2 separate regions of the Homo sapiens genome follow, and region 2 is linked to region 1. The links are chromatin contacts, found by Hi-C or POLR2A ChIA-PET in ENCODE. All regions are on one chromosome and are shown on one strand. Each heading gives the region's core, a stretch centred on a gene start or an enhancer-like site at or near the end of the contact. The rest is flanking DNA. Distances are from core to core; before and after follow the strand shown. Region 1 overlaps ELF1 (E74 like ETS transcription factor 1). Region 2 holds the start of RUBCNL (rubicon like autophagy enhancer).

What was found. A loop is a pair of places that touch in the nucleus more often than their neighbours do. ChIA-PET counts read pairs that join two places held with the same protein, here RNA polymerase II (POLR2A). Pooled maps may share reads with other maps.
Region 2: a map of OCI-LY7 shows a loop between it and region 1 (18-fold over the local background). The contact joins the promoter of RUBCNL here to the enhancer-like site in region 1. A Hi-C loop is called at or near these places in 1 of 168 maps with a recorded cell type or tissue (OCI-LY7) and 3 of 50 pooled maps. POLR2A ChIA-PET finds 5 or more read pairs at or near these places in 1 of 52 experiments (OCI-LY7).

The regions. Positions count from the first base shown.
Region 1 is chr13:41,006,458-41,009,324 of GRCh38, reverse strand. All of the region lies in intron 1 of ELF1 (E74 like ETS transcription factor 1), which reads left to right. Among named protein-coding and RNA genes, the nearest start is that of ELF1, 11 kb to the left of the region's middle. Within about 2 kb of position 1,360, at least 9 of the 41 ENCODE cell types and tissues checked have a DNase peak (open chromatin) inside an H3K27ac peak, as active enhancers do; they include OCI-LY7, where a contact is called at or near this core.
Region 2 is chr13:46,385,864-46,388,730 of GRCh38, reverse strand. RUBCNL (rubicon like autophagy enhancer) reads left to right here and starts at 1,479. Exons shown (of 15, transcript NM_025113.5): 1 at 1,479-1,597. RefSeq lists enhancers at 703-812, 833-932, 963-1,242, 1,623-1,712.

The DNA.
Region 1 (2,867 bases), core at 111-2,610:
TGATTGTGTAGCAGTTCTCAAACCTTATACTTTTTTTTTTCAAGCTTTATGATCTTTGCATCGTCTTTATACTATTAAAATTGAGGCTCCCAAAGAGCTTTGGTTCATGTGGGTTACATTTACCAATATTAACCAATGTTAGAAATTAAAACAAACTTGAAAAATATTAATATATTTATTTAAAAATAATACGCCCATTACATTTTAACATAATTATTTTTATAAAGGACAAGTTTGAGCCAGGTATGGTGACCCAAGCCTATAGTCCAGCTACTTGAGAACCTGAGGCAGGAGGATTGCTTGAGCCCAGGAGTTCAAGTCCAACCCAGGCAACATAGCAGGACCCTGTTTTTTTTAAAAAAAAAAGTGCAAAAAAGACAAATATGTTTCCCAAAACAAAAGCTGTACTGAGAAGAGTGTAAATCTTTTAGCTTTGACTTCACAGAAGACAGCTATATTCTCATATTTGCTTTTGCATGAAATCTGTTGGAATATGTTGCTTTTGTTGAAGAATATGAAGAAAATTCAGCCTCACACAGATGTCTAGTCACAAAAAGTAGATGTATTTTAATGGCCACTTCAGATAATTGTGGATATTCTTTGATACTACACCAAAGCTCATCAACAAATGCTAGTTTTTTAAAAGTTAGAACAATGAGATTCTGAAAACCTATGAATGAACTTTTTGTCCCCTGTAACATTAAAATCCATAGGTCTGTCTTGTACTTTGAATGGATTGATTTTTTTTTTTTTAACCTAAGCAAGATTTTGTAACATCATGCGTGAGTCATTTGGGTATTGCAAATGTTGACATAGTATCAAAATCACACCAGTCTCATCAGAAAAGCCTTTTAAGTGTATTGAGAAGCCAACAGAGTCAAAGCGGTAGATACATACAAGTTTTCCAAAATTCTGATTTTCAGTTGAAAGCTTGCATTTTATAATTGGTGACAATTGCTGTTAGTTGTTTTCCTTGAAGTGATGGGCATGCTTTATTAATTTTTGGAAAAATTTCTGCCAGATATCCAATTCTGAATAATAATTAGTTCTTTTAAGTAAAAATTACATTTCATGAAAGCAGCAGCTAGTTTGGCTCACAGGTCGAAGAATAATAGCATAAATGCTTTTTCTCAAGACAACAATGCTATTTCTGTTTATGCCAGAAGTAGTACTTTATTTGTACCTCCAATTTTATCACTCAGAATATTAAAAACATATGTATTTAATGGTTGAGATTCAAGAAAATAGTTTTTACTCTTCTTCAAAGACATTCTTAAGTGAAGTCGCCTTTTTAAAATGTGAGTGCCCAGTGGTAAGGAGTAGACTCATGGCTTGAGGGTGCAGCCTTGGTCAGGGCAGAGGCACTCGCAGTTTCATCCTGCTTTGCTTTTGCATCATCAGGGCAAGTGTCAACACAGTGGAAAAGCCAAATAATACCTTGCCATTATTATGAAAAGAGTTGTGATCTCAGGAGCCCCCTGAAAGGGTCTCTGGATCCTTTGTGGGTCTGAGGATTACATTTTGTGAATCGCTGTGAATAATGCAGCATTAGAAATAATACAAATGTCTAAAAATTAGGGGTTGATTAAATAAATGTTATATGGAAGAAATATACTTTTATTAAAGTTTATGTTAAATACAAGCTTATAACACAGTATTTTTCTGTTTTTGGCACCTCTCTAATGAGGAAATCAACATTCGTCAAAGAAAGTGAAGGCGTTGGTTCTGAGTCTCAGTGCTTCCATTTAGTTGATGCCTTTGTGATTAAGAAAAGGGAAGTTGAATAGCAGGAGGGGGCAGTTACTGGCTTCTCCAGTAGGCTAAGGGATGTTTGTATAGCAACCTTATTTTTACAGCAAAAGGAATTGGCAGTGGTATCAATCATTTTTTGATACTTAATAATAATATGTGGAATGTGCCTTCAAATGAAGTTCCTCCAGTAGACTCAATTTATATTTAGGCATTTTCTGATTTACATTTTCCCGTTGTGTTCTTCTTAATTGAAAGAGCTTTCAGTTGCTGCATATTATTTAACTTCAGACTGAATTAAAGAAATGAGTTATAAGCAGGTTAGAAGGATACTGTTGAGTTGAGCCCCTTGGGCTTCCTGCTAAGACCTCCACACAGGGCGTTTCTGAGGTGTATTATCTGTACTCTGCAGCAGGGAGGAACACTTTTTGTGAGCGGCATCATTGAAGATAGGATGCTTTGTGCATCCGAGATATTTCTCTGTTATAGTGGAAGCCTAATAATAATCATGACTTGTCTTGAGTAAGGTTTAATATTTTCCTAAGCACCAAGTTCTAAGGAGGGTTTGATGTTTAAAGTTCCTTTCCAAATAGCCATTGTGTTTATTCAAAATTTTATGTTTTAGATAAACTTGGGTAAAGTATGCTGGAAGAATATATACAGCATGCTATGTACATAAAGTTTTAAAATATACTATACAAAATGTACGTATGTACTAAATTATAAGGAAAAATACCATTAAGATTTTAGATTTAAGTTTGAATAATTAATTCGAATTAATGTTACATGTGTTTTAGTTTGAAGGGCAACTTAAAAAGTTTGTATTTAGACATAAGGTATATTGTGTAAATTATTTTATTCAAAATGTTTTCATGGTATGAACGTTGCAAACTAGACATCGTGCCTGATCCTTTGATCTGTAGATCAGAGAAAAACTTGCATATTGTTATAGGATAATTTACAACCTGTTAGTCTTAAGAATAAACTGAAAGGAAGATGTAATACTTATCTGCCCTTGGTAGAACAGAACAGTTACACATCGTTAACTGTGTTTGATTGTTGGGTAGGTGATGGACACTAGGTTCTCTGCAGCTGCTCTGAGACTCCCCAACTCACTC
Region 2 (2,867 bases), core at 230-2,729, 5.4 Mb before region 1:
CCAGGAAAGTGCAACGGGATTTGGTTTTATGCAGCAGGGAATCTTCTAAGAAAGCCAGGACCGGTTCACCTACGTGTCATTACCAGTGCAGGCAGCTCAGAGGTCCTTCCCCGGGAGAAGTCAGGGCACCGCGAGAGAGAGCTTAGCTTCCTTCCTTCCTCCATCCCTCCCTCCCTTCCTTCTGGGACTTAGGTTCCTTCCTTCCTTCCTTCCTTTCTACTTTTCTTTCCTTCCTTCCTTCCTTGGCTTTGGTTCCTTCCTTCCTTCTACCTTCCTTCCTTCCTTCTTTCCTTCCTTCCTGGGCTTAGGTTCCTTCCTTCCTTGGCTTAGATTCCTTCCTTCCTTCGCCCTTCCTTCCTTCCTTTCTTTGCTTTCCTTCCTTCCTTCCTTCCTTGGCTTAGGTTCCTTCCTTCCTTCCTTCCTTCTTCCCTCCCTCCCTCCCTTGGGTTCCTTCCTGCCTGCCTGCCTGCCTTCCTCCCTCCCTCCCTCCTTCCCTTCTTCTCCTTTCTGTTTTTTTTTTTTTTTTTTTTTGACAGTCTTGCTCTGTCGCCCAGGCTGGAGTGCAATGGCGCGATCTCGGCTTACTGCAACCTCCGCCTCCCGGGTTGCTCCTGCTTCAGCCTCCCTAGTAGCCGGCATAACAGGCACCCGCCACCACGCTCGGCTAATTTTTATATTTTTAGTAGAGACAGGCTTTCACCATGTTGGCCAGGCTGGTCTCGAACTCCTAACCTCAAGTGATCCATCCGACTTGGCCTCCCAAAGTAGGTGCTGGGATCACAGGCTTGAACCACCGCACCCGGCCAGAGCTTAGGTTTCTATTCGTGACAACTTTCTGTATTGGTTGGCAGGTTCTCCTAGCACCACCATGATCTCAGGACTAACCACTGCACACCCGTGATGGGATTCCAAACCTTCGCTGCAAGAGGACAAGGTGACGAGTTGCTGACAGTGAAGGCTAAACTAACGCGGACAGTGAAGTGCTACATGAGTCGGACTCAGACTCCAGGTGAAGCAGCCAGCAGAGGTCAGAGAGAGACAGCTCACGTTCCGGGTAAGTTGCAGGTCGATTTCAGGGCCGACTCATCCAGATTACTCATTCTTCATTTCAGGCAATTGTATGACTGCTAAATACTGCTGCTGGGGGCATCTGGGGTTGGGAAGTCATTTCTGCCAGGTCTTTGACCCCTGAAAGCGTCGTTGCGTCTCGCGCCGCGGGTAGGCAGGGCGGGATTTCTAGGAGGACCGGCAGAGGCGCGCATAGGTGCGTGGTGCTGGGCCCGGGCGCCGCGGCACCGGTGTAGGAGCGCGCATCTCCAGAGTTTCTTCCATCTGGGCGACGTCTCGGTGCCTGCGGCGGGAACGGCGCTTTGCTTCCCTGAGGAGCTTCTAGAGAGCTACGGTGGCCCCCGTGTGGGAGGCGGGGGGCGTGGCGGCGTCGGGGCGTCGCTGTCCCCTCCTCGGTAGCTCTCCTCCCTCCCCTTTCTGCTGTTACCGGGAGCGCGGTGGCCACGGAACGCTGCCCGGAGCCGCGCGAGGGAGGACCCGACGCGCGGCGTTTACCCAGCGCAGCGTTCCACCGCTCGGGTTTGGCTGGGTGAGGCTGGCGGGGCCGGGGGCGAGATGGGAGCGGCGCGGGGTGGAGAGGGTGGTTGGAGAAAGGGAAGGGAGGGCCGCGGGAGAGGTTGGATGGTGGAAGTGGCGCCAGAGAGGTTTGTGCCCAGCAGAGACACCCAGGTATCTTAGGGTCGCTCAGAGCAGTGTCGGGGACCCCTTGGAGACAGTAGGAAGGGGCTCCTCGCGGGGTGGCGGATTTCTATCCGGTTGACTTTGTAGAGTGAGGTTGACCCTGTGTTCGGCTTGGGCCGGGAAGGGCGCAGAAGCGGGACCTCAGGACACTTTTACGCAGGGCGATTCTCAGAGACTACAAAGCCTGCGCCCTGCGTCCTCCCAGGCGCAGTGTTCTGGGATCAGTGTCTTTTCTCTGTTTTCGTCCTCAACACAGCCAAAGTCGTGGATATGTGGTGACAGAAAAACATTTGGCTACATAACTGAGCTAGGCTGGAGTGTGAAATCGCGGCGTGTTATTTGGTCCGGGCGCCCTACATAGCAACCCCCACTCTTCTCGCCCCCAACCCCCCGCCACGCCGGACACGGTCAGGCGGGCGTTCCCCCAACCCGCCCCTTGTGAAGTCCACCTGCTGAGACTGATACAGATCCCCTGCGAACTTGATGCTGTCCGCTTGGAAAACGTGGAGAACTTTCAGAGGAGGGGTTATTTCGCCTTGAGTGAAAATTAAGACTCAAAGGAAAAGGTATACTCAAGAGCTGCCCTTACTGGGTTATTTCTGTGGAATTTGGAAGGATCTTTGAATTGAAGATGTGGTGGGAGCGCGCAGAGAACAGAGAATCCGTAAGCTTGAGTTTCTTAGACCCAGTTTCTTAAAGCCAAAGTAGCGGGGAGATCTTGGCAAGTCAAGAAACCTTCTTGAACTTCAGTTCCCTTGCCTCAGGGGGAGAATACTCCAGCCATACCCCACTGTGTGGTTTAGAAGGTTAATGGCCTGGAGGGAGGGAAGTGTTTTGAAGCCTATAAAGTATCCTGTGAAGGTATCACCACATTGCTGCCCACTGAAACACTGCCGGCCGCCGACAGAACTTTGTTTGGAGCCGAGTTAAGACAGCATCTTTATGGCAGTGCTGGGGTTTTCGTGATTACCGGTCCAGAGTGTCAGGACACCTCTGTTTCTCAAACCCCAGTTTCTGCACTGCCACATGAAACTGCTCATTACTGAGTGACAGCAGAGGACAGGAACTTTGCCTTCTTCATTAACTTCTTTAGGGCCTTTACAAAGTGGGAGATGGTA